Linked DNA regions of Homo sapiens: regions 2 and 3 are each linked to region 1. The links are chromatin loops, found by intact Hi-C in ENCODE. Cell type or tissue: Caco-2. All regions are shown on one strand.

What was found. Peaks named below come from ENCODE experiments on the same cell type or tissue, not always from the same donor. Only the 100,000 strongest peaks of a DNase experiment are listed, where the experiment ranks them.
Region 2: it touches region 1 in a loop (1.9-fold over the local background); 3 of 110 quality-filtered maps call a loop at or near these places.
Region 3: a loop joins it to region 1, with 2.1 times the contacts of the local background. A loop is called at or near these places in 3 of 110 quality-filtered maps.

What each region holds. Positions count from the first base shown.
Region 1 is chr12:88,925,518-88,928,017 of GRCh38, reverse strand. No RefSeq gene overlaps it. Among named protein-coding and RNA genes, the nearest start is that of LINC02458, 93 kb to the left of the region's middle. In Caco-2, no CTCF peak of the experiment used is centred here; DNase peaks (open chromatin) are centred at 1,497 and 1,997.
Region 2 is chr12:88,632,536-88,635,035 of GRCh38, reverse strand. No RefSeq gene overlaps it. Among named protein-coding and RNA genes, the nearest start is that of KITLG, 53 kb to the right of the region's middle. In Caco-2, CTCF peaks have their summits at 1,285 and 1,509 (motif pointing left); no DNase peak of the experiment used is centred here.
Region 3 is chr12:89,354,143-89,356,642 of GRCh38, reverse strand. The region is part of intron 9 of POC1B-DUSP6 (POC1B-DUSP6 readthrough); the gene reads left to right. Among named protein-coding and RNA genes, the nearest start is that of DUSP6, 2.9 kb to the right of the region's middle. RefSeq lists an enhancer at 1,917-1,966. In Caco-2, a CTCF peak has its summit at 1,321; DNase peaks (open chromatin) are centred at 752 and 1,985; H3K4me3 peaks cover 1,679 bases.

The sequences.
Region 1 (2,500 bases):
CAGTGGGTGATGAATTAAGTAAGTTAAGGAGAAAATAAACTTACATAGAGTGGTCCTGTAGACTGAATGTTTATGCGCCCCTCAAATTAATATGCTGAAACCCAATCCCCAATGTGATGGTATTTGGAGGTGAGGCCTTAGTGAGGTGATTTGGTCATAAGGGCAGAGCCTTCATAAATAGGATTAGTGCCCTGATAAAAGAGACTTTAGAGAGCTCCTTCACTCTTTCTTCCATGTGCAGACATAGCAAGAAGACTGCTGCCTGCGAATCAAGAAGTGGGTACTTACCAGAGCAGACACCAAATCTGGTGGCATCTTGGTATTAAACTTTCCCGCCCCTACAACTGTGAGAAATAAATTCCTGTTGATGATAAGCCACCTAGTTTATGGTATTTTGTTATGGCAGTCCAAGATGACCAAGACAGGTGGTAAAGAAAGGCCCTTCTAAAGACAGACTATTTAAGATAAGAACTGAAAAGTACAGAGACTGGGAGAAGAGCATTCTTTGCTGTGGAAAGAGCAAATGCAAAGATTTTGAGGAAAAAAAAATGGCTTGGCCTATTGAAGAAACAGAAAAGAGACCAGCATGGCTGTAATATAGTGAATAAAACTTTAAAAAGATGAAGTAAGAGATGACAGAAAGATCACTTCAATTGCTCAGTACAAAACTGGAATAGTGAAGGGGAAGAGTAAAAGCAAGAAGGCAATTTAATTTAATAGGCTATTGCTGTTATCTGAGTGATAGACTAGGGTGGCTTAGACAGGGTGATGGCAGTGTTGGTGAACGGATGAAAAGATGGATTTGAGATATATTTTGGTGTCATAAATCGTGTAATTTGCTGGTGAATTAGATATGGGAATTGAGAGAAAAATAGAATACAAGGTTGTTTTCTGCATTTTTGGATTAAGCAACTGATGGATGCTGGCACCATTTAAAGAGATATTAAAGACTCAGGAAAATAATAGGTTTGGGCGGAAAACAAGAACACTATTATAAATTTGAAATGCATATAGATATTCATGTGGAAATCTGACTGCTTATTTCAAATAAGCAGTTAGAAGGCACTCGGGGGAAGTTGCTTCTGTAGCTATAAACATGGGAAGTCAGCAGCTTCACAAGTAGATGTAAACTGTGGATTTAGAAGCGTTTTAGACAACAGTGAGGAAGAGAGAGTGAGCAGAAAACAAAAGATGACCCAGCACAAAGCTCAGTTACTCCAACACTTAGAGTTGAAGACAGCAAAGGAGGCTGAAAAAGAGCAGACAAGGACAATAGAAGAGAGAGGAGTGTTACAGAAGCTATAGTACCTATGTGTGTTTTCTTTTTGTGTAAGATGAGTGTATTTTCTTAAATCTTAATCCATACAGTTTAAGTGGAGCTGATTCTCTCCCAACACACAAGACCCTCCCCAAGTCTCTGCTCTCAGTTGGGCATGGTATGAGACTTGCTCAATTAAAGCCTTCTCACTACTCCCACTGATACTCACAGGAAAGAGGCATGTGGTGTGTGTGTGTGTGTGTGTGTGTGTGTGTGTGTGTTTGAGTTTACTAAGACCAGGAAAGACAAGGATGATTGATAAAAGTCTAGAACTGTCAATAGCCATCTTTGTTACCATGTGAGGTTTACCTGCCTAAAAACTGAGATAACAGCAGAAATGTAAGCTGAGAGGTAGAGAAAAATAAATAAGTTTCTGATAATATGTGTTTGAACCTCTAGAGCCAATGATGCCTTAAACTAGCACCATTCCTTGAACTTCCTGGATAAAAGAGCCAATAAATTCCTTTTGTGTTTACATAAGTTGGTTTGAGTCATGTTCCTGTTACTGGCAACCAGAAGAGATAGGACTACGATAAAAGATATTTCAAGAAAGGTGGAGTAGTTAATTGTGTCAAAAGCCATTGGAAAGTTAAGAGAGATGAGGGCAGAAAAATATTCCTTGGATTAGACAACATGGAGTCACTGATGACCTCATGGGAGAGATATCCGTGCAGGGGTGAGACTGGAAGTCTACCTGGGGTGGGGAAAAAACAAATTGGCAGTGGTTGAGTGGAGACAGTGAAAGTGGCAACTTACTTAAAAAGATCTTTTGTGAAGAAAAGTAAAGAAATAGAGAGATCACTGGAGAGGATTATGGTACCAAAGTAGACGCAAGGAAATATTTGATATTTATCTTCAATCATTCTTTCATCAAGTATTTATCCAAGCATGATTATCTATATATTAAGCTATGTTAGCCCATGAAAAAAAATTAAAATTCTGTCATTACCACTCCTTGCTTCCTAACTTACAGTGGTGATGATAGATTTTTAAATGAAAGTTAAAGTGTTATAACAAAAGTCTTTGCATGTGGCAAAAATATAATGAAAATAGATTACTTTTCTCTGTCTGACTCATAAGATTTTGTAGTTCTTAAAAATATTTCCTCAATATTGCTCAAAAGTATTTGGCACTGATTGAAATGGGCCCTACTCCTTTGAATAAAAGAGGAAGATTTTACTC
Region 2 (2,500 bases), 290 kb after region 1:
ACAACAATAGTAATGCTACAATGAGTGGATACATCCACGAAGGGCCCTATTAAACACCTGTGTTTATGCCCATAGGCTGCTGTTCCTGCTACCCATGGCAGCTGGTAATGTCTTCCTGTACTGGGCTGCAACTACAGCTGCAGTCAGCAACCAGTCCGATTGTTGGGAATGTGAATACCTACCCTGTCAGATGGTAATGGTATGCGTTGGAAAATTCTGCCTTTCTCACAATAAAACTAGAGTGGCTTGTTCAACAGCACAGATAATGCAACCCAGACTCATTGGAGATTGCATCGACCTGGATCAATTGCCAACATGACAGAGACCCAACAACATGCACCCTTATAGGTGCTACCTGTTGCACCTATGTCCCTGATGAAGAAAGTAATGTCACAAATGCTTTAAATCATTTGTCAATTCAAACCCATGATATAGCCCAATTAGGTTTCTTTGACTCACTCGCAAATTGGTTATACACCTTACCTACTCACTGCAGTTATGTTTTGCTAATAGGTATCATAATTGTCATTAGCTTCTGGTTTTTATTCTGTTGTGTATACTGTAGATGTTTCCTGTATGCACAAGCCATGGCTATACCTTATAGGGCTGTATACTTCTTCCCCTCACACCCAACTCAGGGACTCTTGTACAAGATTGATAGAAAGAATATAAGAGCTAAGGTATAAGGTAGATTGCAGTGTTATGGGTCCCCCACCAGGTTACTTAAGGGTGTATATCTGCTGCTTGAACCTTGAATATTGGGAAGTGAGCAAGGCCATGATACTGGGAGGTGAGCCAAGGCCACGGTGCCCAGCCAAACAGCAGCTGTCCCTGAGAACCCAAACATCCCAGAGCATAGCTGGGAACATACCAAGGAAAACAGTTTAATTGCACATACATATACAGTAGGCAAAGAGCCAGAAAATTGCTTAAAAGCAGCTTAGAGATGAGAAATGGGGCAGATCTTCAGAGCTGTCCTGCTACCACCTGGGGGTGCCCCACATGTAAGTCCTAATAAATTCACCTACTTGCCAAGCTGGACTTGTCTGCACCATTCTTTGGTCTCTCAGCTCCTTCCCAGTTTGGAGGGAAGGTTATGATCCCGTTTTCTCATAACAGGTGAAACCTTGATGCTCTATGGGAAGAGTGAACATCATTTTATTGATCAAACTGCAGAATAGTAGAAAGACAGCATTGCCTGACGCTTAGGTGGTTTACCACTACATGATACTAAAGTATTTGATAGAAGAGATGGTAAAGGCATCTTTTTCATCTTCTTTGCTTGATACAGAGGGTTGATACAGGTTGAAAAAAAATCTCTAGATGGTACTAGGTAAATTTATTATACTAAATGTGAATTTTTAGAAATAGAACTTTTTCCTTCTGAAGGCAACCATGAGGTGGTAGGGAATCTTCTTTTCTGTCAATCAGATCTCAGGAAAGAATAGACAACTGAATAGATTGAAAATAACCCACATTCTACATATCTTCTGTTAATTTCTAAGAGAAGATGAGATATATGCCCTCTTGTGGTAGGAAGTAAAGAGAAAAAAGGGTAAAAGTTTTTCAAATCTTTATTCCGATTTAACCTGGCATTGAGTCATCTGTAGAATATTCAGACATTCTATGGGAAAAAATTATTTTTTGAATTTGTAACATAAAAAATCATAAGTGAATAATGACTTAGAAGAACAGTATGGTCCAAAATATACTTATTTCAAAATGCTCAATAAAACATGTCTATTTATTCACTCTGCAAATCACTATCAACTTCCAGTTGGATATTGGTTATGCTATCATCCCCTCCTTCCTCCGTTCCAGTATCTTACCACAACAGAAAACAATCACAACTATATCTCATCTTGGATGTGCTCCTCTTAGAACACATTTACTTTCTAGAATCCATTTCCTACTCTGGCTAATATTAGTGGCTCTGGTTTCTTTAACACTCCTTAGATGAATTTTGCCTTAACTGGACACATACACCCACAGAAATAAGCTGTTCTGTATATATTTCTAAAGTAGCTACAGAGATCAAGATTTAAAAATCCTAACTACAGATAAAGTAATAATGAGAGTAGTAATTATAGTCAAATTACCTTTCTCTGGACTTGGTCACACTAAACACTTATTGGATGCTATAATTTTACATTTAAATATGATCCCAAAGAAGAATTTATGTATATTTAGAACTTTGAATCAATTATGCCCTAATTTTGAAAAATTATCTGGAACCTTTTGGTTGAGTCCCTCCTTTGACTGAGTTTTCCTTTTTTTTTTTTTTCACCAACTCTACTGTCTGAATGGACATCTTGGATCTTTACTGCTTCTCAAATTCAAAAGAGGGAGAAGTTAGAAGTGAAAATAACATTTACTGAGTGCTTCTGATACTTCAGGAAAGTGCTGGTCACTTTGCATACATTTTGTCATTTAATCCTTTCAACAAATATACAAAGTAAATATAATTTTCCCTGTTTTAAAAGAAGAAAAGGAAAATCCA
Region 3 (2,500 bases), 430 kb before region 1:
TCTGCACTCATGAGAATGGATCACAGATGATCTGCTATCTCCAATTTTTAAATACAGACCTCTTCATATGAATGATATCCTCTGAAGGGCACTGAGGCCTCTGGAATTAAGGAAGCCTGTAATTCTTCCAACTACTACAGCCCTTATCTCCTAAGAGAGCTTTTCCTCAGTGCCTCACAGGAATGGCAATATCACCACCAACAGCATTCCTTATGCAGGAATGAAGTGGTGATATTTTAAAAATCATCTTCTGAATACCGACTTTGTGCCCTACACTTCTCGTGTGTCATCTCAGTTGTGTCTAATCCTCACAGTCCTTTGAGGGAGGAATATATATTCCCAATGTTACACACTTCCGAATTCCTTTTCTTGCTTTTTCTCTATAGCGCTTTCACTTTCTAATATATAATTATTTGTTTTGTTAATTGGACTGTCCTCATTAGAATGTAAACTTCAGTGAGGCAGGTTATTGTTGTCTGTTTATTCTCTACTGCTTTCCTGGAATCTAGAATAAATGCATCAATGAATGAATGAAGTGAGGCCCAGACTACTACTGAGTGACAGAGGTTTGAACCTAGGCTTATGTGCTGTGCTGACGCACTAGATAACCAATGACACTTGTGAAGATTAGGATCTAGGGCATATTCTAAGAGAGATAAAATATGCAACATTTAGTGAATGTTTGACTGATGAAGGGTTGCGTGCAAAGAAAACCACTGGTGTGTAAAAGGAGCAGGGAAAGCAGCCTCGCTTTTGATCTTTGACATGGAGGATGCAACAGAAAACGTGAGGCTGGAGAAAGCCTGGAGGTCAAAATTCAAAATGCTGACCTTGAAATTCTTCACATGTGGGCAGGGAATACCACGTGGAGGTGAATATAGTGTCCATAACACTCTATGTAATCCGTGCATGTGGGCATCCTTAAGAGTCTGTAAAGGGTTTGGCCTCACGTCTTGACACTCTGTTGCTACTGTGTGCCCTTGGGCAAATTCTTTAATCTTTGTAAATGGGATAATTTACATGTTTTTTCTGAAGACTGTCCGAAATTATGCAAGTAAACACAGAAACAAGACGGTACCCATCATGCAGTTAAGTGCCCAATATGCATTGTTGTATCAGTTTGCTGTGGCTGGAGAACAGCGTGTTCCAAAGGTGACCAGTAGGGAGAAATCAGAAATGTAGCTGGGTCCATTCTGATAACTGTGCTAAAGGATTTTTGATCCTGGTCTACGATAACACCCCCTTTACTTGACAGCTGAATTGGAACGGATTAAATCGGTTAGGGTAGTATCTCAGAGGGCTTTGCTGCAGATGAGCGAGTCCAGGCGGGCTGTCAAGCGAGCCTCAAGGGGCATCTGTGGGATGCCCAAACCGTGTCCCCAAGCCGAGGCCTTTTTACAGGTCCTCAATTCAGAATGAAAAATTAATTCCAACGGCTAATAGCACCCCACCACCACTTTAGGACGTTTCACCGTACCCATTTTGTCGTCACAGGGACCCTATGAAGCAGATAGTTTTATCTTCGTTATGCCGACGTGGAAGACTGCAACTTAGAACGGCTAAATGATTTAACTAAGGGCGCTTACCTAGGAAGAAGCGGGGGACATAATGCAAACGAGGGCCGTCCCACTCCAGAAGCCCTTTTCGCAGCATTTCTAGTACTGAGCAGTCAGAACGCCACTTTAATCAATGCGCCAGGAAACACTGGCATTCCCTTGGCGATAAAGTTCAGAAGCATGGGTAAAACTACAGTTTCGATGTATCCTCCCGAATCTATAGTCATACTCAAGTAGCTGCGTATTAAAACAGGCAAAGTAGAAACCCAACTTCCCTCCCTTTCTCTTCTGTTGGAGGTCCTGTGCTGAACCTCCAACAGGTTTGCTCTTCTCAGTTCCGCTGAAGGGCATCCTGCCTCTTCCCTCCCTGTCCCCAGGTCCCAATGACTGAAACGTCTCGGGGTGGGAACTTCTGTGACAGATCGTGGAGGACAGGGGGAGTCAACTCCAGCGCAGGCCTCCCCCGGCTGAAACTAGAAGATACCCAGTGAAATATACGAGTTTTGTTCCAAGGACTGCCCAAAAATGGTGCGGAGAGGAGCTCGGCAATCCCCACCTTTGTCGAACACGCTCCTCCAGGGGCGGCCTGCCTGAAGCAGAGCTCCAAAATTGGCAACCTAGGCCTCGCAGCCGCCTTTTTTTAGCCTACATTTCCCAAACCAGGGAAGAGGCGGGTGACTAAAAATGCAAATTGCAGCGGGGGTGTTAGCAGGCATGCCCGTGGGTGCGGGGCGTCGGGCGAAGGGAGACCCCGCGACCTTAGGCGCCCTCGCGGTGTTCACGGTAGGCGCAAAGCGCAGCAAGGGACACTCCCCAAAGCCGCACCCCGCCGGACGGCTGCCCCCGCTTCCGCCTCTCAGGCAGCGGTGGGACAAAGCGCGGCCTCTTTTCCGCCGGGGTTTAGGGAGGGAAGGCCGGATTAGGGCCCGCGCCTTCCGGCTGCA